Regions from separate parts of the Homo sapiens genome. Here all the other regions are linked to region 1. Evidence: chromatin loops called from intact Hi-C (ENCODE). Cell type or tissue: heart left ventricle. All regions are shown on one strand.

Evidence for each region. A loop is a pair of places that touch in the nucleus more often than their neighbours do. Peaks named below come from ENCODE experiments on the same cell type or tissue, not always from the same donor. Only the 100,000 strongest peaks of a DNase experiment are listed, where the experiment ranks them.
Region 2: a loop joins it to region 1, with 5 times the contacts of the local background. A loop is called at or near these places in 4 of 110 quality-filtered maps.
Region 3: it touches region 1 in a loop (3-fold over the local background); 28 of 110 quality-filtered maps call a loop at or near these places.

The regions. Positions count from the first base shown.
Region 1 is chr20:32,481,811-32,489,810 of GRCh38, forward strand. The region is part of intron 4 of NOL4L (nucleolar protein 4 like); the gene reads right to left. It overlaps LOC124904886 (a long non-coding RNA gene), which reads left to right and starts at 4,220. Exons shown (of 2, transcript XR_007067564.1): 1 at 4,220-4,311; 2 at 4,704-5,492. RefSeq lists silencers at 1,085-1,194, 1,555-1,714. In heart left ventricle, a CTCF peak has its summit at 3,555; DNase peaks (open chromatin) are centred at 941, 1,712, 2,845, 3,561 and 2 weaker places; H3K4me3 peaks cover 3,751 bases; H3K27ac peaks cover 3,419 bases.
Region 2 is chr20:32,151,110-32,159,109 of GRCh38, forward strand. TM9SF4 (transmembrane 9 superfamily member 4) reads left to right here. Exons shown (of 18, transcript NM_014742.4): 13 at 3,994-4,077; 14 at 6,685-6,860; 15 at 7,342-7,405. Among named protein-coding and RNA genes, the nearest start is that of TM9SF4, 45 kb to the left of the region's middle. RefSeq lists a silencer at 1,737-2,031 and an enhancer at 1,737-2,031. In heart left ventricle, a CTCF peak has its summit at 4,709; a DNase peak (open chromatin) is centred at 4,222; H3K27ac peaks cover 1,023 bases.
Region 3 is chr20:32,333,441-32,341,440 of GRCh38, forward strand. It overlaps KIF3B (kinesin family member 3B), which reads left to right. Exons shown (of 9, transcript NM_004798.4): 9 at 1-1,571. Among named protein-coding and RNA genes, the nearest start is that of ASXL1, 21 kb to the right of the region's middle. RefSeq lists an enhancer at 837-896. In heart left ventricle, a CTCF peak has its summit at 3,648 (motif pointing right); a DNase peak (open chromatin) is centred at 961; H3K27ac peaks cover 1,726 bases.

The DNA.
Region 1 (8,000 bases):
CCAGACCAACTCAGTCCAGAATCCGGCCTGTGTCAGGGGTCAAGACAGGGGCCTGGTCCCATCACACAGATGGCTCTCCCCAGAAGAGCCATGAGGTCCCCCAAACACCTCTCCCCACACCCCCTTTGGTGTGTGTGAGTTGGTGGGGCGGGGCGGGGGGGGGGGAGCAGGCTGGGGTTGCCAGCTGATTCTGGGATAAGTAGGGCTTTATCTCAAGGGAGAATCTATTTCAAGCCACAATCCTTCTCAGAAAGAGGAGGAAATCACAGAGTCCAAACACCATTTCAGGTGAAATCAGGAGGTTATTCATCTCCCCTCAGAGCAGACAGAAAGGAAAATCAATGTTTTAGAGGGGGAAAAAAGGTTCCATTTGAATTAATGGGTTTGTGGCTTCTCCATTGATCTGAGCCTCTTCACACTTTCTTTTTGTGCTTTTGTGCTCTTGGGGAGAGGGGAGGGAGTAGGGAATGGGGAGGAGGGGGTGGGCCTCCCATAAGGAAAAGGACGGTCTAACCTTAACCTTTCTACAGGAATAATGCTAATTAGCGAGGCTTAATGAGAACTTCCCCCAGGAAGCGCAGCCCGGTAGGGGCGGCCGGACTCGGGCAAACGCAGCTCCGGGTGGGAGCAGGGTCACTTCTGCTCCCGAGCGGCTGGAATAAAAATGCGGATTGCACTCCCCCCTCCTCCCTATCCAAAGTGTCCAGCCTTGAAGACAAGGTGGAGGGAGGAGAGAGAGGGCGGAGGTGTAAATCCAACTTAACCCCTGCGCGCGCCCTCGAGGCGGCCGGCTGCCCCCGCCCCGCCGTGTCCCCTCATTAAGGAAGGCCCCTTCGCCAGGGGCCGCCAACGCCCGCGGCTTCCGGTCAGACGGTGCACCTGAGAGGGACACCCCGTCCCCTCCCGGGAGGGACCCGGGCCTGCTGAAGTGGGCTCAACTCTGCAAACCGCGTCTCAACTCCCCGCGCCGCGCCGGGGAACCCCTCCCTGACACTCAACGCTTCCCGTCCTCACATCCCCAAACACAGTCCACTTCCCTTCTCGTGGCGGCCGCGGCAACCCGAGCCCGGCCCCCGCCCCGCCGCCAGAGAACGCCTCCCTCGCCGGGACGCGGTGCCGAGCCCGCTGCACACCGAGCGGCCGTGGCACAATACCGCGGCGCTGCGCGCACAATCACCGCCCCCCAGGACCCGCGGCGCGCACCCCGGGAGTGGGGTGCGCCCCGCGACCCTGGGCGCTCAGGGCCAGACACACCTCTTGGGCGCCCCGCGGCCCCCACAGTGCAGCCTTCATCGCCCCCCCTCCACTCTCGGGCACACTCACCCGCCCCCCGCCCCAGCCCACTCGGCCCAGGGCGCAGCCGCTCCCCCGCGCCCCCTCCCTCAGCCCCGGCAAAGGAAGCTCCCCCTGCGCCCCCCTCCCCAGAACCGCCCCCAGCCCCTCGCCCCCCTAACCGCAGCTCAACGGCCGGCGGCAGCAGCCGGAGAAGGGGGGCGGCGGCCCGGGCCCCGGAAACGGCCCGATCGCCGGGATCCGGGCCGGACTCCGTACCTGGGCTGGAAGCGAGGCGGAGATGGGCGGTCGGGATCCGCGAGTGAGCGGGGCGGGCGGCGGTGACAGCCCCACAGCTCCAGCTGCTGCTGCTGCTGCTGCCGCCGCGGCTGCCCGGGGAGAGGGGCTGGCACCACCGCGGCGCGTCACTGCCCGGCCCGGGGGCGGGGGTGGCCAGGAGGAGGGCCCAGGCGAGCAGCGGCGGCAGCGGCGGCGGCGCCGCGGCCCGGAGGAAGGGGGAGGGGGCACCGGGCACGGGGAGGCGGGAGAGGGGGCGGGACCGGGCACGGGGCGGGGGCGGGGGGGAGGGGAGCGCAGGGAGGGCGCAGGCAGGGGGAGTAGGAGGAGCAGCAGGAGGAGGTGGCGGAGGGGCGGGTGAGAGGGAGGAGTGGGCACGGGGGGAAGGGGAGAGAGGAAAAGGAGGCACCCAGGGAGAGGGGAGAGGAGAAAGGAGGGAGAGAGGCGCGGGGGGAGAAGAGGAGGAAGGAGGGGGAGCTGGGCCAGGTAGGGGGGGATAAGGGCGCGCTGGACGCGCCGCCGTGCGCTTCGGTGGGGAGCGCGCTCTTAAGGGGGAAGCGCTTCGAGGAAGATCCTTGCACGGGGCTGAGCCCGGAAAGAAGGCGCTGGGATCTGTGCCTACCCATCGCTCCCGGAGGCTGCGGTCTCTGGGTCCGGTGGGGGCTGGGGGGAGAGGGCACCCGGCGGGCTGTCTGCGGTCAGGCCAGGAGAGGGAGACTTGGCCCAAATAAAGTGACTCAGGCACCCTCAGGAACTCTCGGCGCCCGGGGCCCCTTCGGGCAGCCTTCGACCCCCATGCGTCTTTCGGGTCCCCAGGGACGCGGGTACTTGTGGGGCGGGGCTGCCGGGCCTCGGGGTTCGGCTCCCCCGGGCGGCCGGAGCGAGACCCCGGGCTGGGAAAGCCAGGCACGTGGCCGGCTCTCGGCCGTACCCCCGCCCCACCCCCACGGCAGGGCCCCCAGTGCTTGATCAAGTTCAAGCTCGAGCTCCTCGGCGCGCTGCCCACCGGCTGCCCCTCCGCGCCCCTCCCCCTTCCCCATCCGCACCGTCTCGCTCTTCACTCTTCCTTTGTCTCTTTCCCACCACTTAGTTTACACCCCCTCCGCCCTCCTCCCCGCCCCCCGCGGGCACCCGAGTGTCCGGGAGGCGCTCACCTGTTCGACCCAAACATCTACGCGACCCCCAGCGCCCGCCGCCCGCGTGCCCGCCCCCGCCCCGCCGCCGGTCATTGTGCTCCGCCAGCCCACACCGGGCCGGGTCCTGACGGCGCGCGAGCCACAGTTGTAAAGTAATAGGATAATCTCGGGGACGTCGCTCCAGCCCAGACCCGGGCACGCACTGTCCGTGGAGACGGCACCGCCGGGGAGGGGAGCCACGCGGATTCCAGATGCGGTCCCCCAGGCGGACAGACCCTTGCCCGGGGCGCAGGAGGAGGCAGGACTGGCATCGCGGGGTGGGAGCCCTGGACCTCCGAGCAACCTCGGACTCGGCCCGAAAAGCAACACTCTCATCACCAAACCGCAGAATTAGACCCCGATGGAGAAAATGGGTCAGGGGATCCATTCCCACCCCACCCCTCCAAATCCAGACCCTCCGCTACCACAGATCAGCCTCGAAAAAAGCTTGTGCTTCAACAAGGATGGGGAACTGCCCTCGTGGAATTCTGTGGGGAAATTGCCAAAAAAAAAAAAAAAAAAAAAAAAAAAAACAACTAAAAAAAAACCCTGATAAGGATCCCACCTCCTGATTCCTCTGGTCGCATCCGAAGAGGAAGGGCAATTTCTACTGACTCTTTACGCTACCATTCATTCACGGTGGAACCAGCAGAGAAGAGAAAACGAGACAGCCACAGCGATTGTTTGCAATTTTGAAACAGACTGCCTTTAACCCTCCAACTTTTTTTCTGTAAAAAGCCTTTTTTCTTTCTTCCTCTGAAAGCTTTGCATTGTGAACAATCCATGGTAAACAAGGCTCCCTCTACAGCCGCGAGTGCGAAGTACAACCCCACAGGTTCAGAGCCCAGCGTTTACCCGTCAGAAAAATAAAATGATGACAAGACATCACATTAGCGCCACGCAGGCTTCCTTCCGCACATGCTCAAGACTCTGCTGTCAATAGAAAACTCACACTTTCTTTTTAAAAGAGGGTTTAGGCACATTTACTCATTTGCACCTTTTATTCCTGAAATCAAATGTGTTTTCAAACCAATTCACTCTCCCCAGTTTACTGGATCTTCTCATCCTTGGTGATGTGGGGCAGGTGGGAGGCTTTATTTATCCACACATGCTGGTGCCCAATAATGATTTTTAGAACGAACTAGTGGCCACAGCTCTTAAGTTCATCCAGGAAATGTGTTTCCAAACGCGGGAACTGTCCATCCTCACTCTGAAAATGAGATAATTCAGACTCAGGATTTCCCTTTCCCCACCACATTTTCAGAGACCTTTGACTTCTCCTGGCCTGAATTACTATTTCACAGCAGTGGTGGACATCTGAGCTTGAAATATAAAGCCAAATACAACTGAAGTTCAAAGGTGGAATTGAACCCAGATAACCCACCTCTTCTCTGACTAATAAAAGAGAGCTAGTACCGCCCAGGAGGGCAGAGCAGTGATTTTCTGTAGGCATGAAACGTGAACTCATTTACTATCCCTGAGATAAAACAGCCCAGCCCTGCTCAACCCACAGAAAACAGTTGAGAGCCCTGCAGAAACCTGGCTGTTGAGCGGCACTGCAAATGAGGTGAGTTTTCATGTGTGTGTGCTGAAGCCCTCAGAAATCTCCCAGATCCTTATTCCTACAGGAGCTGCCACTCCTGGAGTAACCTTGTATAGGTTGTTTTCAGTGTCCTTGTGCCACTCCCCCACTCCTTAAAGTGGCCACAGCATGAGTCCCAATGAGGAATCGGGTGACCTAGTTTCTTGACCACTAATTCTCCCAGTGATGTGTCCCTTCTTCTGGCCCCAGCCTGGTAGGAGACCATGGCAGAGAAAGCTGATCCCATCTGCTTCGGGGGGACAATGCTGCCACAGGTCCCCTCCAGCCTCTGAAGACATTGGGTGCTTTTGTAAACAGATGATTAGGGTATGCTCTGATGGGGCTTTTTAAGCAGCAAACCCCTTTCTTTCATGCAGCTTCCCATATGAAGTAAGCATGTCCCACAAGTGGGGACCTGGCCATGGGACTCTGGTTTGCCATTATTAGGACAAATAGGATCTTAGCGTGACCAGAGCAGACACTGTTCAAGCACGTCAAAACATTAAAAAAAAAAATTATCCCCACAAATGACTTATTAATGACAGAGAAGAAAATGTACCTGCAATGGGGCGATCTGGCAGACACTTCCCAATCAAGTCATCAAATTCAGCAGCCTCCAAAGTGGGGCCACCAGACATGATGTCCTCGGCTCCTGAAGGGAGGCACTGGAAGACACAGCATCACTTGAGCCATGTGCTCCCCCAACATGCTTCACCTGAATCTGCTCCTCAAGAGACAACCAGACAAGAAATCCAGAAAGAGAAACTCCACAACACAACAGTCTTGGACTCTACAAAACATTCATTGTCACTAATTGACTTTCTAAACGATAAGATGAAAGAGAAATAACAGCCGGGTGCAGTGGCTCACACCTGTAATCCCAGCACTTTGGGAGGCCGAGGCGGGTGGATCACCTGAGGTCAGGGGTTCGAGACCAGCCTGGCCAACATGGTGAAACCCAGTCTCTACTAAAAACACAAAATTGGACGGGCGTGGTGGCACACACCTGTAATCCCAGCTACTCGGGAGGCTGGGGTAGGAGAATTGCTTGAACCCAGGAAGCAGAGGTTGCAGTGAGCCGAGATCATACCGTTGCACTCCAGCCTGGGCGACAGGAGCGAAACTCCATCTCAAAAAAAATTAAAGAGAGAGAAATAACAACTAAACTTAATGTGTGACTCTTCTTAGATCCTGTAGAGATGGAATGAGGTGTGGACAAGGGGTGGGGGAGAGGCAGAGGATGGGGGTGGAATGAGGGTGGGGGCCAGGGTGGGCTCTGGGCTGAGTGGTCAGGGAAGAGCTCTCCCAGGAGGAAGCCACTGGGTGTCCTAATCCCCAGAGGGCAGAAGTTGACAGCTGGGTGAAGACCTGGGGGCACTGTCTTCCAGGCAGAGGGAATAGTTGGTGCAAAACTGCTGATGAAAGGAAAGGTGACCAGAGTGCTAGAGCAATGTGGGCCAGGGGGAGGGCAGGAGGGATGAGCATCGGGGGGGCAAACAGGGCCAAGCATGCAACATCCTGAACATCCCCCGTGAGGTGTGTGGGCTTTACACTGGGAGTGAGGAGAGGATGCAATCTGAGTTACGTTTTTAGATCAGGGGAGATGAGATTATAAAGGAGCAGAAGTGATGACAGGGAGGCCAGTGAGGAGGTCTAATGGAAAGAGTATCATCAGATGGAACTAGTTCAAATTCTGGCTCTGACACTAGATGGATGACTTTGGGCACCATACCTAAACCTCTCTAAGCAACAGTTTATTCATCTACATGTGATCCACAGTTTTTGTTTGTTGGTTTTATTTTTTTTTTTTTTTGACCAAATCTTGCTGTGTCACCTAGGCTGGAGTGCAGTGGCACGATCTGGGCTCACTGCATCCTCCACCTCCCTGACTCAAGCCATTCTTGTGTCTCAGCCTCCCAAGTAGCTGGGATTACAGGTGTGTGCCACCATGCCTGGCTAATTTTTGTATTTTTAGTAGAGATGGAGTTTTACCATGTTGTCCAGGCTGGTCTCAAGCTCCTGGACTCAAGTGATCCACCCGCCTTGGCCTTCCAAAGACCCACTATGTTTAACGTGTGTTTAACGTAGCATTTGGCACCAAATTTTCCTCTTTGAGATTACAAACTGTGGTAGACAGTCTCCAAGATGGCCCATGATGACCCTCACCGCCCAGTTTCATACCCTGGTACCATCGCAATGCACAGGGCTGTGGAACCAATGGTGCATTGTGGAAATGAGGGTGTGTGACTGCCAAGGCTAGATCCTAAAAGACATCTTGATCTTTTCCCCAGAGGGAGTACTTGGTAGATGGTAGCTTTTATCATCAGGATTGTACATTTCATAATTGCACAATCGGGGTCACATCCCTCTCTCTAAATGCTACACTAGTTTACTCTGCCACCAGCAATATCTAGCAGCACTCATTTCACTGCACACTTGTCACTGCTTACTATTAGCAATCTCTTTTATCTCTGTCAATCTGAGGGAGGAAGAACAGTGTCTCTTATTTTCCTTTGCTCCTCTTCACTTGGGAATGTAAGTAGATGTTTCTGTGCACTGTGTTTACGGGGCACTTGTATTTCTTTTTCTTTCTTTCTTTTCTTTCTTTCTTTTCCTTCCTTCCTTCCTTCCTTCCTTCCTTCCTTCCTTCCTTCCTTTCTTTCTTTCTTTTTCTTTCTTTCTTTCTTTCTTTTTCTTTCTTTCTTTCTTTCTTTCTTTCTTTCTTTCTTTCTTTCTTTCTTTCTTTCTTTCTTTCTTTCCTCTCTCTTTCTTTCTTTCTGACTAACCTGTTCATATCCTTTGCCCATTTCTCTATTTGAATTGTTGGTCTTTTTTTTTTTTTTTTTTTGGTAAGAACTTTTTGGAAATAAGGAAAATTAATCTTTTGTCATGTATTTTGCAAATATGTTTTCCTTTTGTTGTCTTTTTATTTAGTTTATGACAAGATTTTTTTAGCCATATGGAAATTTTACATTTTTATATCATCTGATTTTTTTTTTTTCCTTTAGGGCTTTAGGGCTTCAGGTTAAAACAAAAGCTTTTTTCCACTCTAAGATTACAAAAGTAATTCACCTATATTTTCTTCTGGAAACTTTATGTCTTCATTACATTTAAATCTTTATTCCATCTTTTATTTATCTCAATATAAGTAATGAAGTGGGGATCTGGCTTATTTTTTTCTAAATGGCTTTCTAAGTGGTGTCAATACCATCTTTTATCTTTTATTTTTTATTTTTGAAACAGGGTCTCACTCTGTTACCCAGACTGAAGTGCAGTGGCATGATCTTGGCTCACTGCAGGCTCAATCCCCTGGACTCAAGCAATCCTCCTGCCTTAGCCTCCCAAAGTGCTGGAATTACAGGCATGTGCCACTGCACCTGGCCTAAATATCATCTTTTAAATAACTCATCTTTATCCACTAATTGGAAATGTCATCTTATACTAATTTTCTATTATGTGTGGATTTGTATTATATTCTGTTGACCTATTCCTGTCTCAGTATTATGGCTTTAAAATATGTTTTCTGGGCCGGGCGCAGTGGCTCACGCCTGTAATCCCAGCACTTTGGGAGGCCGAGGCAGGAGAATGGTGTGAACCTGGGAGGCAGAGCTTGCGGTTAGCCGAGATCATGCCACTGCACTCCAGCCTGGGTGACAGAGTGAGACTCCCTCTCA
Region 2 (8,000 bases), 330 kb before region 1:
ACTTAGGTCATTTTTAGCTGACATTGTCTGATGGCTCAAGCAAGAGAAGAAATAGGGGATTCAGAATAACAAGATTTAGAATAGCAGGGCAGCTGAGAGAACACCCTGAGTAAAGAGGGAATTGCCTGCCTAAGCCTGAAGAGGCCAGACCCAAGTTCCTGTCAGCCCATTTTCCAGGCTGGTGCCTGCATTTCTCTTTGGTGAGGATTGCTGCCCTTCTCTGGCCTCCTGGAGGTAAGGAGAGTTCTTGGCAGCAGAAAAGCGCGTAGCAACCAGAGGGGGTCTCGAGATTGACCTCACCTCCCAGGGATCCCCGAGCCCCTTCTCCTAGAGCGAGTGAGTCTCTTAGAGGACTAGGAAGACTCTTGGGTGCCCACACTCAGAGAAGTCTCTGGGCCCAGGATTCTGAAGCCATTCTCACCGCTGTCAAAAGCTCAAGGAGAGCTCAGGCTGTATCAGTTCTGGCTGCGACGCTTCTGGCACAAAGTAAGCCCTCGGTAAAGAAAAGTTGTGACCGTGACTATTTTGGGAGGATCAAAGAAAGGTTCCTGAATTGTTTTTTGTTTTTTTATTGTTGTTGTTTGTTTTTGAGATGGAGTTTTGCTCTTGTTGCCCAGGCTGGAGTACAATGGCGCGATCTCGGATCACTGCAACCTCCACCTCCTGGGTTCAAGTTATTCTCCTGCCTCAGCCTCCCGAGTAGCTGGGATTACAGGCATGTGCCACCATGCCTGGCTAATTTTGTTTTTTTGTTTTTTTGTTTTTTTTTTTAGACGGAGTCTCGCTCTGTTGCCCAGGCTGGAGTGCAGTGGTGTGATCTTGGCTCACTGCAAGCTCTGCCTCCTGGGTTCACACTATTCTCCTGCCTCCACCTCCCGAGTAGCTGGGACTACAGGTGCCCACCACCACACCTGGCTAATTTTTTTTTTTTTTTGTATTTTTAGTAGAGATGGGGTTTCACCATGTTAGCCAGGATGGTCTCGATCTCCTGACCTCATGATCCGCCCGCCTCGGCCTCCCAAAGTGCTGGGATTATAGGCGTGAGCCACCACGCCCAGCCAACTTCCTGAATTCTTGATGATTTGAGCATTTTTCTCTGGCCACCATATGCCAAGAGCCAGGGATCTAGAGAGGAGTAAAACTCACCACTCCCTCCTGGCAAGATTCTTCCCTGGAGAGGTCACCAGATACCCTCCAGGATTTCCCTCGATGGATCCTACATCAAACCCAGTCTTTTTCCCCCAAACCACCCCTTGCATCTAGTGAGCCCATCATTGATCCAGGCCCCCCAAGCCAGAAACCTGAAGCTGCCTATCCTCCTCCTTCCTCATGCCTCATTCCTTCTCAGACATCAAGTGCTAAGGATCTTCCTACCAAATGTTCTGTGAATGTTCCGTGAATTCCACCCCCTCCCACCCCCATCTCTGCATCTTCAAGGATTCAGACATCTTTGCCTCTCACTTGGCCCTCTGTGGTCTCCCTACAAGATTCTGACCCTTCCCTGGTGCCTTTCCACAGGGGGTCATCTCCAACAGCCTGCAGCAGTGTGGGTGTACTCTCCTACGGCCTTGCCTGTGCCATCCCCTCTGCCTGGGCCACACCACCCTTTCTTCTCACCTGGCTGGTGTCACCTCATCCTTTAAGTCTTAGCTCCTGCATCAGTCCTCCAGAGGCTGCCGCCTCCCCCACCTCCTACCCCGAGCCTGGCAGAGCCCTCATGAGACCTAAGTAGCACTTGGCAGAGCTAAGTAGGGGCAGGTGTGTTGTTCTCTACATAGGGGTCTGCCTTTCTCCCTGGAGCTTTTTTTCCTACCTAGCACAGTGCCCAGTTAGTAAATTTCAGCCAGGAAGGCAGATGAGGAATTCTGTGCTACACAACAGAGTCATGCAGGAACACAAAGGAAGGGAGGAAGTGACCTTTGAGCCGGGCCTTGAGGAGGATTTCAGATGAAGGGACGCAGCCAGCAGTGGGGCCTAAGGTTCTGGAATGGCCTAGATCCCAGTCTGGCTCTGCATTGGTTGATAACTTTCAACAGCCCTCTGAGCTTCAGTTTCCCCATCTCTCCAATGAAGATAGCTAGGGTTAACTGCACATAAGGACCTTGGTATAGCATTAGCCCTCAGGAAATGGATCCTCTGAGGTGTTGATGACCTATGCAAAAAGGCCCAGAGACAGGAATGTGCAGGAACAGTGACCAGTTGTTGGGTGCAGGGCTGTGAGCCAAAGATGAAACTGGCAATGGAGGTTTGAGCATCAGGTTCCGGAGGGCCTTCGTCATTGTGGTTAGTGACCCACCTGGATGCTCAGGCTGCCACAGCAGTCCCTGGCCTGGTGATCAGTGTGGCAAGAAGGTTCATGCCGGTTGTGGTGGCTTGTGCCTCTAATCCCAGTCCTTTGGGAGGCCGAGGCAGGAGGATCACTTGAGCCCAGGAGTTTGAGATCAGCCTGGGCAACACAGTGAGACCCTGTCTCTACAAAAAATAAATTACTTGGATGTGGTGGCATGTGCCTGTAGTCCTCCTAATCAGGCAGGTGAGGTGGGAGGATCACTTGAGCCCAGGAGTTTGAGGCTGCGGTGAGCTATGATTGCACCACTGCACTCCAGCCTGAGTGACAGAGTGAGACCCTGTCTCTGAAGAAAATAGAAGAAAAAGTCTCAACTGTAACTCTGGTGCATTGACTAGACTAGAATCCCTGTGCCTATACCCCACCCAAGAGATTCTGACTGGCAAGAATACACTGCAGTAGGTCAGGAGCATGGGCTCTGGGGTCAGACTGCCTGCGTTTATACCTCTGCTGTACCTTCAGGAGGCTGGGTGACGTGGAGGTGGTGAGGGGTTGTCTTTAACATCGCCAGGCCTCAGTGTCCTCATTAAAAGGAATAATGGTAGACTTTCCTTCCAGACTTGCGTGAGGATTAGGTGAGACAAGGTACATAGGAACCCAGCATCTGCCACCCCAAGACTCAGAGCTTCACCATCCTTCTAGGCAGTTTGGGTTGGGGCCCAGACATACGTGTTTTGTTAAAGTTGTTTTTTAGGGTTTTTGTGTGTGTGTGAGACAGAGTCTTGCTCTATTACCCAGGCTGGAGTGCAGTGGCATGACTCGGCTCACTGCAACCTCTGCCTCCCGGGCTCAAGCAATCCATCTGTTTCAGCCTCCCAAGTAGCTGGGACCACAGGTGCGTACTACCACGCCTGGCTAATTTTTTGTAAAGACAGGGTTTCACCATGTTGCCCAGGCTGGTCTCAAACACCTGAGCTCAAGCGATTCTGGAGGTAATTTTTCTCCCCCTCAAAAAAAAAATTTTTTTACATATGTATATATTGGGTAGTTAACGTGTTCTTTTTTTCTTTTTTTTGAGACGGAATCTCGCTCTGTCGCGCAGGCTGGAGTGCAGTGGCACGATCTCTGCTCACTGCAACCTTTGCCTCCCGGGTTCAAGCAATTCTCCAGCCTCAGCCTCCCGAGTAGCTGAGACTACAGGCATGAGCCACCACACCGGCTATTTTTTGTATTTTTAGTAGAGACGGAGTTTCGCCATGTGGGCCAGGCTGGTCTCAAACTCCTGACCTCAGGTGATCCACCTACCTCGGCCTCCCAAAGTGCTGGGATTGCAGGCATGAGCCACCACGCCTGGCCAGAGTAGTTACCGTGTTCTCAGTGATGAGAGTACATCAGAGAACAAGGTAGACACACTCCTCCCAAGGAGCTCACAGTCTTTTGGGGATAGGCGGATATTGATCAGGTAGCCAAAATATGTAATTACGAACTGGGATGAGAGCAAGAAGGGGCAGTATTAGGGACCTGAGAGGGCATAGAACAGAGTCCTGCTCAGTCTGAGGGTCAGGGAATACTTTCTGGAAGGAATGATGCTTGAGCAGAGTCTGAAAGACAAGGAGGGCTTAAGAGCTTCTGGTCTGGGGGCCCCACCGGGACAGGTAGGGGAGGTCCCTGGATGCTGCTCCTCAACCCGGCCCCTCTTGCTCCAGACGGCAACTCTGTACCCTGGTGTGGTTTTTGGCATCTGCTTCGTATTGAATTGCTTCATTTGGGGAAAGCACTCATCAGGAGCGGTAAGTGCCTCCCCTACCCTTCCAGCCCCTCCCCAGCAAGCGAGGACCAGTTGCACTCAGCCCTACTCCCAAAAGCCACTTCCTGCCATTCCCTTCCCTTTTCTGAGTCCCCAGAGTTACGTTCCCAGCCATGAGGGCAGAGGGCCAGCTGGGGTTTCCCCAGCCCTGCCCTTGGTGTGTCATGCCCTGGCCCTGGCCTTCCTGTGAGATCTTTCAGTCAACTGACCCAAGCCCACTTCTCTAAAGGGAGGTTTCCACAGTCCAGCGGCCAACTGGGGAATTTCCCTTTGTCTTAACCAAGAGTGAGCTGCCCAGTGTGAGTTTATTAGGTCATTATCCCAAAGCAAGCCTGTCCTCCTCAGTGTCCCTGCCCCTCAGCACCAGCCCCTGCAGGTGGAGGAGAGAGGAAAGGAAGGATCAGGTTGTATTACCCTTAGAGCTGGGAATCCTGCCAGCCCCAGTCCAGTGTGTTACTAGCAGCTGTCCAAGACTCACTGAGGAGGATTTTGAACTCAGTTGTGGGGAGGGGGAGTGGGGTCTTGGTCAATTAGCAGGACTGCAGTTGAGATGTGGCAGGCATTTTGCTATCCTAGCCTTAGCACGTAGAGCCCTCTGCCCTCCACCTGGGGGTGGCGGTAAAGGTCCTTGCATGAGGCTTCACGTCCAGGCTTACAGAGGAGGGGTTTCTTTCCCAGCAACTTAGGAAGCCACCCTCAAGACACAGTCATGCCCTTCCTCTCACTTCACCTTTTTTATCCCTGTGTTCCTTCTCCCTTTGAGCATTTTCCTCCCAGTTACCAGCTGCTCATTATAAACATTCACTGTAGAAATTTTGGAAAGTGCAGAGAAGTTAAAGAAGAAATTTAAAATAACCCCAAATCTGCTCACCCAGAGATAAATACAATGTAGGTCTTTAATATATGTTGTCTTTTTTCCTTTTTATAGATATACTTACAAAAGAATTACATAATTTAAAATTTATAAAATAACAGCAAACATTTATATGATGCTTGCTTTGTAGTAATACTGTTCTAAACACTTTATATATATATTTCTTTTTATGTGATTCTTGTAAAAAGTAAGTGTAGAGAAGAGGATAAAGAAGAAAATGAAAAATCAGTTCTAATCCCCCATATCCCATCTAAGGAAGTATTGTTAGCTCTTTGGTATAGGCCTTTCCAGGCACAAATATAAATAGATACAGTTGTCCCTTGGTATTCATAGGGGATTGGTTCCAGGACCCCTGAAGATACCAAAATTCAAGGATGCTCGAGTCCCATATATAAAGTGGCATAGTGTTTACGTACACACATCCTGTATATTCTGACTCTTCTCTAGATTACTTAAAATACCTAATACAATGTAAATGCTATGTAAATAGTTGTTATACTATATTGTTTTTTAATTTGTATTGTTGTATTTTTTGTTTGTTTGTTTTGAGACAGGGTCTCACTCTGTTGCTCAGGCTGGAGTGCAGTGCTGTGGTCTCAGCTCACTGCAACCTCTGCCTCCCGGGCTCAAGTGGTCCTCCCACCTCAGCCCCACTGAGTAGCTGGGACTACAGGTGTCACCACCACACTCGGCAATTAAAAAAAAAAATTGTAGAGATACAGTCTCACTGTGTTGCCTAGGCTGGTCTCAAACTCCTGGGCTCAAGTGATCTGCCCACCTAGGCCTCCCAAAGTGCTGGGATTACAGGCGTGAGCCACTGTACCCAGCTTATTTTATTGTATTTTTTTTTTTCCTGGACATTTTCTTTTTTTTTTTTTTTGAGACGAAGTCTCACTCTCTCACTCTGTCACCCAGGCTGGAGTGGAGTGGCAAGGTCTCAGTTCACTGCAACCTCCACCTCCCAGGTTCAAATGATTCTCCTGCCTCAGCCTCCCAAGTAACTGGGATTACAGGTGCCCCCCACAGTGCCCGGCTAATTTTTTTTTTGTAATTTTAGTAGAGACTGGGTTTTACCATGTTGGCCAGGCTGATCTTGAACTCCTGACCTCAAGTGATCTGCCCACCTCAGCCTCCCAAACTGCTGGTATTACAGGCATGAGCCACTGCTCCCGGCCTTCCTGAACATTTTCTGTTTGCAGTTGATTAAATCCACAGATGCAGAACCCATGGATACAGAGGACCGACTATGTTGTGTTTTTATTAAAATGGAATCCTTCTATACACATAGTTTATAGCCTCCTTTTTACACTTAATAGTATATCATGTAGTTTTATTCTGACAAGATTGGGAGCACTTTGTACAGTGTTGTTTTTTCCCTTCTTTTCTTCACATAATGTGCCACATGTAATCTCTTCATTTTGACCTCTTCATCTCTTCACGTTCTCAGTCCACTCCTTCCTGTTCCTCCCCTACTTCCTCCCTGGATGGTGAGCTCCTCTGGGATGCTGAGGTGCCTTCTTCACTGGGAGTCCAGATCAGGGCTGGGGTCAGCCTCAAGAGATTCTGGCCAGGAGCCCTGTGGTGGGGGCAGGGAGTGTGCTTCTGCTGCACAAGTCGCCTCTCCTTCTGTGGAGCCCAGAAGGTCCCCTCCCCCTTGCGCAGCCCCCATCCCGGGCATCAGGGCCTCGTGGGGGCCTCATGGTGCCATGTCTACAGGTGCCCTTTCCCACCATGGTGGCTCTGCTGTGCATGTGGTTCGGGATCTCCCTGCCCCTCGTCTACTTGGGCTACTACTTCGGCTTCCGAAAGCAGCCATATGACAACCCTGTGCGCACCAACCAGATTCCCCGGCAGATCCCCGAGCAGCGGTGGTACATGAACCGATTTGTGGGGTGAGTCCTCCAGCAGAGGCAAGAGCAGGGGAACGTGGAAGAGGGTACGCCCCCCTCCGCCACCAGAAGGGTGCGGCAACCAGAGTTCCTGCCGCTTCAGCCGGCTCTAATAGAGTTTATGAAAGCTTAACTTCACTCCAAGATCAAGGTGACCAGGTTGTAGGCAGACTTGGTGTCATCCTAGGAACCAGGACAAGGAAGGGGAAGGATGGAAGGGTATAGTGAGACAGGTTAAGACCATCACTTGGACCTTGGGCAAGTCACCCCACCTCTCTGCACCCCAGTTGCCCATCTATAAAATGAGGAGAATAATGCCCACCCTGCCTACCTCTCAAGAGATTATAATAGTACAGAAATATGCCAGAAGAATTAGCACCACCACACTCGTGTAGGTGCTCTCTCTTCATGCCAGCTTGGGAAGGAGCTTGGGGCTTCCTGGTGGCCTGGTCTCTAACAATGTCAACCTCTCGTTCTGTGGCAGCATCCTCATGGCTGGGATCTTGCCCTTCGGCGCCATGTTCATCGAGCTCTTCTTCATCTTCAGTGTGAGTACTGGTGCCTCCCCCACCCCTCCACCCATGCTAGCCGGGTCACTCCCACTCCACTCGGGTGCTCTGCTGCCTACTGCCTGAGAAAGTTCAGATGGGCCACTTCACCTCTCGGAGCCCCATTCTTCACCCTGAAATTGGACAACAGCCTTCCCTCTCAGGGCAGCATTGAAAGTGAAATGAGGCTGGGCGCGGTGGCTCACACCTGTAATTTCAGCACTTTGGGAGGCCGAGGTGGGTGGATCACAAGGTCAGGAGTTCGAGACCAGCCTGTCCAATATGGTGAAACCCTGTCTCTACTAGAAAATACAAAAATTAGCCGGGCATGGTGGCACACGCCTGTAGTCCCAGCTACATGGGAGGCTGAGGCAGGAGAATCACTTGAACCTGGGAGGTGGAGGTTGCAGTGAGCCAAGATCGCGCCACTGCACTCCAGCCTGGGTGACAGAGAGAGACTCCATCTAAAAAAAAAAAAAAAAATTTAAATGAGATATGTGGTGTGTGGGGAGCCTGGTGTGTGGAAAGGGGGACTTGGTAAATAGAAGCTGCCTCAGTGATACTTCAGTCATTCCCCACCATGACTAATAGCATC
Region 3 (8,000 bases), 150 kb before region 1:
TGGCCAACATGGTGAAACCCCATCTGTACTAAAAATACAAAAATTTGCCTGGTGTGGTGGTGCATGCCTCTAGTCCTAGCTACTCGGGAGGCTGAGGCACGAGAATCACTTGAACCTGGGAGGCGGAGGTTGCAGTGAGTCGAGATAACACTACTGCATTCCAGCCTGGGTGACAGAGTGAGACTCCCCCTCAAAAAAAAAAAAAAAAAAAAAAAAAACAGAAAGAAAGAAAAAGAAAACTGCAGATAACCCTATACATTAATACTGGTATCTCGAGGTGACTCTTCTGACCAAGGGTGGTTAAGTGACACATAGAACTTTTCTAAGAGAAGACAGACAAGTTGACAGGCATGCCTTGTACTCAGCTGTGTTCATGTGGTGGTCTGTGGAAAGAAAAGAAGACTCATTTGGAAATGAAGCTGTCCCTTTCCAAGCAGTCTCTGGTGCTTTTCTTCTCTCAAAATGGATCCGATAAATATTTGAATAGAGCAGATTGTAGAATGTCGTGCTGTCACCAGAAAGCTGCTGTTTTGGGTTCTGCATTGAGCCAAATATGTAGAGGACCTACCAAGCCCACTGAGGGACTAGGTTTTCATGTCTCTAGTCATACCTAGAATGTTCTGAGCCGTCTGAGGGCCTTCATGCCGGCAGCAGCTAGCAAAGCCAGAAAGCAAGTCTAACAGGATCTAAGATGACCATCAGGAGAAGGAGTTTGAGACTGTGTATGCAACCCCCAATAGACCCCCTTTTACTCTGATCTGGAGAATGTATCTGGCTTCATATTTTCAAGTCACATGTCTCTCAGACCCCTGGATTCAGAACCCAAGGCCACAAATCATAGGCATGAAGCACTTTCTTAAGACTGACCTAACGCTGGATTATTTCCCGTCCAATGCCTGCATGCTGCTTGAATTGCTCCACCCACACCTCCATGACCAAGGGCGCCAGAGTGCTGCAACTGGGGCGTGGGCCGCTCTCTGCTTTTCCTGTCTGACTCTGACAAGTCCTCCCTCACTGAATGTAGAATCGTTGCCAAGTTTCTGAGAAGTGTCGATTCCCTGTTAACATGGATATCAGTTCTGCCTCACATTTCCCACTTGAGGTTGAGGCGTACTGGAGACAACACCTCAGACCATCTGAACCCCATCAGTGGACGAAAATGGGGCTGTTAATATACTCTAAAAGCCATACTAAAAATGCTCTGAGGGAACTGGCTAAGAATAGTGGGCCTGGTGATTGTCTATCACGCAAGGCTTTGTTTTGTACTGTTCAGAAATCTGTCACCTTTCTGCCTGCCCTTGTTTCCTGAATGAAATGCTTCTGGGGTTATTTATGAAAGGAGTGATCCTGGGGCAGGCAGGAGGCAGTGGGCTTCATGGCTCCTTGAAGTTATTACTGATCTTGACCTTCTCTTTGGCTACCTTTAGACAAAGAATACGCCAATCAATACTTGGGGCTCTAAGTTTTACAATTGATATTTATTTGTATCATCTCTTTGTCTAGGAATGTAAAAGTGATTCTAAACTAAGATGTGTAATAAAAATCAATCAGATTTATTGTACCTACAAAAAGGTGTCCTCATAAATGACTAAGGCTTTTGAAAATGACATGCCTGTGGCTGACACACTGCCATTTTCAATAAACATTTTAACTGGGTGGGAGTGGGAAAATGAAGATTGAGTTGGGATGCTGGCATTATTTAATATAGCAACAAGGGGCAGGGTGCAGTGGCTCATGCCTGTAATCCCAGCACTTTGGGAGGCTGAGCCGGGTGGATCACTTCAGGTCAGGAGTTGGAGACGAGCCTGGCCAACATGGTGAAACCCTGTCTGTACTAAAAATACAAAATTGAGTCGGGCGTGGTGGTGCGCACCTGTCATCCCAGCTACTCGGGAGACTGAGGCAGGAGAATCGCTTGAGGCCGAGATTGCAGTAGGCCAAGATTGCACAACTGCACTTCAGCCTGGGCAACGGAGCGAGACTCCGCCTCAAAAATAAATAAGTAAATAAAAATAAATAAATAATGTAGCAACAAGGAAAAGGACACAAAATGAAGAATGATAGAGTGACAAATAAGTGTTTTTCATGTTTTTCCGTGGAGGTTCCTGAGACTGGCCTGGGCAACGGCATGAAATTTCTTTTAACTTTTGTGTTTTGTTTTAAAAATTCTTTTAAATTTACTATTATACATCATACTTTAAAATATATGTGCCTTTTTTTTTTTTTGAGACAGGGCATCATTCTGTTGCCCAGGCTGGAATGCAGTGGCGTGATCACGGTTCTCTGCAGCCTCAGCCTCACAGGCTAGTGATCTTCCCACCTCAGCCAAGACTACAGGTGTGCACCACTATACCTGGCTAATTTTTTATTTTTTGTAGAAATGGGGTCTCTCTATGTTGCCCAGGCTGATCTGTGCCTTTTTTAACACTAAAGTATTTTATGTTGTTTACCATCAGGAAAAGAAGATACAAAAAATGGGCCACACATTGTCTTTTGGATTTCCATGCTCGTAGGCCTGCTGGAGTGACCCTGGGGGGTTGTGCCCCTTAGTTGAGAAGTGGGACTGGGTGGAAGGAGCACAGACCCTGGATTCCAAGCTGGGTTTGAATTCTAGTATTGCCACCACTTACTAGCCATATGACTAGGAGGAATTTAATTGACCTCTCTGAACTTTGGGGCCTTTGTCTGTAAAGTGGAGTGATTATCCCCACTTTGAAGGGCCATTTTGAGGATCAGCGATACATTTAAAGCAGCAAGTACAGTATGGGATAGAGCAAACGTGAAAAAAATGTGGTTATTGCTGTGATAAGGCACTGTGTTTAGAAGACACCATGAACACTTTGTGTCCCGAGAAACTAGAAGTCAGTATTGGACATACCATCTTTAGAAAATCCTAAAGAAAAGCTGTTAACTGTTTAGTAATGTGTATTGAGTACCTACTATGTGTCAAGCTGTTCTAGGCACTAGATATATAGACGTAACACCAGGAACCTGCCTACATGGAACTTGCACTTTAATGGGGATGGAGGATGGGTAAATGTTAAATTAACCAAATGCACACAAATATATGATTATGAATTGTGTCAAATGTCATGAAGTTATAATAGGTTTTTGTTTTTATTTTTGTTTTGAGACGAGCTCTCGCTCTGTCACCCAGGCTGAAGTACAGTGAGTGGCGTGATCATAGCTCACTGTAGCCTCGACCTCCTGGGCTCAAACGATCCTCCTGCCTCAGTCCCCCAAGTAACGGACCAAGGTGCGAACCACCATGGCTGACTAATTTTTTAAAATTTTTTATAGAGATAGGATTTTGTCATTTTGCCCAGGATGGTCTTGAACTTATGGGCTCAAGTGATGCTCCTGCCTCAGCTTCCCAAAGTGCTGGAATTATATGTGTGAGCCACCCTGTGTGGCCAATATAATAGAATATTATAAAAGGAGAGTGGAGACCTAATTTAGATGGGGTGGGTAAAGTAGGAAAGGGCTCTTTGAAGAAATGACAGTTACAGTGAGATCTAGAGGACAGGAGTTAGCTGGGCAAGGAGGAGGGAAGGGCATTTGTGAAGGGATGGGGGAACAGTGTTTGCGAGGGTTTTGCAGAACAAACTCAAATTTCACAAGAAGGTATCTGCAGTCCCTTTTTACCCTCACTAGAGGGTAGCATGGAGAACTGTAGAAAAGATTACAGTCTAGGACTTTAAAGATAGCAACAAAAAATGTAAAGAGCACAAAGGGGACAGTGGCCTGTGCGACTCGGGCAAACGTTTCATAATTGTGTTTCTTCATAAGACGCTTTCAAACTATGTGTAATGTCTGTTTACTCCCCACCCTTCCAAAAAGAGTTAAGAAACAGCTTGGCTTAGCCTCAGTAATTACTAGTTTAGAATAGTTCAGAATCCATTACCCAGAAAGCAAGAATTCAAAGTAGGATTTGAAGAACTGTGAGTGTGTTCTTGAAAATGACAGAATTTGCTGGGCACGGTGGCTCACGCCTGTAATCCCAGCACTTTGGGAGGCTGAGGTGGGCAGATCACCTGAGGTCAGGAGTTTGAGACCAGCCTGACCAACATGGAGAATCCCCGTCTCTACTGAAAATACAAAATTAGCCAGGCGTGGTGGAACATCCCTGTAATCCCAGCTACTCAGGAGGCTGAGGGAGGAGAATCGCTTGAACTCAGGAGGCAGAGGTTGTGGTGAGCCGAGATCGCTCCATTGCACTCCAGCCTGGGCAACAAGAGTGAAACTCCATCCATCCATCTTAAAAAAAAAAAAAGAAAAGAAAATGACAGAATTCTTGGTTGGGCCAGAGGCTAATTCATCAGGGGAAATACAGGACAGACGGGGCACCTGGCAACTTGGAAATTCCTACCAACTCAGCTTTGTTTTTATCTTTTGGATTTTTAAAATTTTAATCAACAAACTACTGAATTTTGGAAACTGTATTTTGAACTTCAGACTGATAATTTAAGTCTTGGGGGCTGTGATTTTGGCAGGCCCTCTTATATTAGAGTTACCATCTGATTGAAGCTTACCCTGAGATTCTGGTCTCCAAGGACCATGTGGTGGTCACATCTGCCAACTGGGTCGTTGGTGGCATTTGTCAAGGACGTAACTAGCTCTTGCAGCTGCTCCTGTTTCAACCTCCATTTCTTTCACTAGTCTTGTGGTTAACCGGTCCCTGGGTGCTTCAGTTAGGCGTGCCAACTGGGGACTTGCTGTTGGGCTGGAGGAATGGGCAGAGGGAGCGATGGCTCACCGCATCTCTGGGGACGGTGTAGCCCACAGGCACTTGTTGAGTGCCCTCTATGCACCAGGCCTTGCCCTGCACTGGAGATAGGGAGGGGAGTAGATGTACCATGGCCCTTCTGAGGAGAGGGGAGACAGAAACACAAGGATGGCAATTCAGAGCACTTGCTGCATAGGAGGCCTGGCTCCTCTCCTCACACAGCCCTCCTAGTCCTCTGAGGCCGGAGCTACACAGGCCTCCATTTGGTTCCTGGGTTATGCCATGTGCTTTCCTGCCTGGCACCTTCACACCTTCACACATGCCATATGCCTTCTGCCTGAAACATTTTCTCCTCATTCTTTGCTCGGCTAACTCCTTCTCATCCATCAGGAACCAGTTGAATGTCACCTCCTCAGAGAAGCCTTCCCCAGCCCTTCGTTGTGGTTTTCCCCATCTCCGCCTCCCAGGTTCAAGCAATTGTCCTGCCTCAGCCTCCCGAGTAGCTGGGACTATAGGCTGGTGCCACCATGCCCAGCTAATTTTTTATATTTTTAGTAGAGATGGGGTTTCACCCGTGTTAACCAGGATGGTCTCGATCTCCTGACCTCATGATCTGCCTGCCTCAGCCTCCCAAATTACAGGTGTGAGCCACCGCGTCCAGCCACAAAAAAAATTCTTTAATTCGTCAGGCATAGTGACATGAACCTGTAGTCCCAGCTACTCAGAAGGTTGAGGTTGGAGGCTCACTTGAGCCTAGGAGGTCAAGGGTGCAGTGAGTTACGATTGCATCACTGCACTCCAGCCTGGGTGACAGAGGAAGGAAGGACAAGCATGCCAGACAAAGGGGACAACATGAATAAATGCAAGGAGAGTTCCTGGTGACTGCGGAATCTGATGGGCCTGGAGTGATGGAATGGGGATGGAGAACGGGGCTGGGAGGGTCTCGACTCCATGGCTCAAGTTAGAGGGAGAGCCCTTGGAGGCTTTTGTGTGTTTTGGAGACCAGGGGAGTGAAGCGCAGCCTATTTACACTCGAGTATTTTCCCCTTAAGCCAGCCTGGCATGCTATTATTTCTTTTTGAGATAACAGAAAGCAATTTCACTAAGTGCCTGCTTTAAGTTTGCCTGCTGTTCACACAGCTTTCTGGGCTTAGTTGGCAAATTGCATTCTGCCAGGAGCTTTCCCTGGCACAGCTCACTACCCAAGGAATTCTAAGGAGCACTTGAGCTTGACTCCAAGGTCTTAGTTCCCTAGGAATGGGGCCTAGTCTTTTTTCAGGGCAGTGGGCTGGAAGGTGGCCCCTATTCTGCATTTGGCAGCAGAGAAATTAAACTTCTGCCATTGGTTTGGGGATTTGTTTTTCTGTTCAGTCAACAAAAGATTAAATAACCTATGCTGTTCAAGACTCTATGTCATGGGCTACAGCAGCCATGAACCCTGCCCTTCCAGAACTCTCAGTCTGGAGGAAATTCTGGCCATTCACAAATAAGTAAATTTAAGGTGAGCAGTGGCACAGATACAGCACAAAGGAGGCGTCACAGATTTCCATAAGGGGCTTTGTTAATGCAGTGATCACCCTCTGCTAGATTATTCCAGGGACAGTGAGGAGCCAGGACTTTGGCATCAGATTCATTTATTCATTCTTTGAGCATCTACTAAGTACTGGGCATTCTTCTAGATCCTAGGGATACAGAAGGCAGCTCCTGTCCTAGGGAATGTCACATCCTAATAGTGGAGGCAGATGGTTGTCAAAGGACAAACAGGCTGTGTCTAATGGTGGTCAGAGTGCTCTGAAGTAAAACCAGGCAGGTCAGAAAGTAAAGAGCTGGGGTGTGGCTGAGCTGGATTGGGAGGGCAGGGAAAGCATCTCTGGAGTGATGAGATGTACATTTGAGCAGAGCCCTGAGTGAAATTAGGGAGCAAGCTGTGTGTCTGGTACCTGGAGGCAGAATATTCTAGGAAATAAGAGTCAGAGTGTGGCTGGGCATGGTGGTTCACACCTGAAATCCCAGCACTTTGAGAGGCTGAGGCAGGCAGATCACCTGAGGTCAGGAGTTCGAGACCAGCCTGGCCAACATGGTGAAATCCTGTCTCTACTAAAAATACAACAATTAGCCAGGCATGGTGACATGCGCCTGTAATCGCAGCTACTCAGGAGGCTGAGGCAGGAGAATTATTTGAACCTAGGAGGTGGAGGTTGCAGTGAGCTGAGATTGCGCCATTGCACTCCAGCCTGGGCAACAGAGTAAGACTCAGTCTCAAAAAAAAAAAAAAAAGAGTGCAAAGGAGGTGGGAGTGCATTTAGAGACAGGAAGGGGACAAGTGTGCTTAGTGGGCAGTAGGTTAGGAAGGTGGGCAGAGGCAAGTCGTAAGTGAATTTTATTTTTGAGCCATTGGACACTTCTGAGCAAAAGAGGGAAATGATCTGACAGGAATGCTCTCAAAGGATCCCTCTGGCTGCTTGGTGGAGACAAACTGTAGGTAGCAGAAGGGGAAGTGAGGAGACTGCTTGGAGTGGCAGGGGGTTTGGGGACACGGGGATGGGGTGAGGAAGGTGCAGTGGGCCGGCAAAGGTAATGCAGATGAGAGAGGGCAGCTTGGACCAGGCAGTGGGGACAGAGAAGTAGGAACGTGCCTTAGATTTATTTTGTCTGCTGATAATCAGAGATGAGAGGGGAGATAAAAAGAAGCAACAATAGTTCCAAGGTTTTTGATCTGAAACTTATTGAAATTCAACCTATGCCACTTGTCGCCCAGGCTGGAGTGCAGTGGCATAATCTTGGCTCACTGCAACCTCTGCCTCCTGAGTTCAAGCGATTCTCCTGCCTCAACCTCCTGAGTAGCTAGAATTACAGGCATGCGCCACCACGCCCGGCTAATTTTTGTATTTTTAGTAGAGACGGGGTTTCACCATGTTGGTCAAGCTGGTCTTGAACTCCTGACCTTGTGATCCACCCACCTCAGCCTCCCAAAGTGCTAGGATTACAGGCATGAGCCACCACGCCCAGCCTGTTTTTTCCCTTTTTAAAAAACAAAAATACAACAAAACCCACACAACTTTATTGAGATTTACAGTCATGCATTGCTTAACAATGGGGAGACCATCTGAGAAATGCATCATTAGGTGATTTCATCACTGTGTGATCACTATGAAGTGTATGTGCACAAGCTTACTGGTATAGCCTACCACACAATTAGGCTATATAGTATAGCCTATTGCTCCTAGGCTACAAAGCTGTAAAGCATGTTACTGCACTGAATACTGTAGGCAAT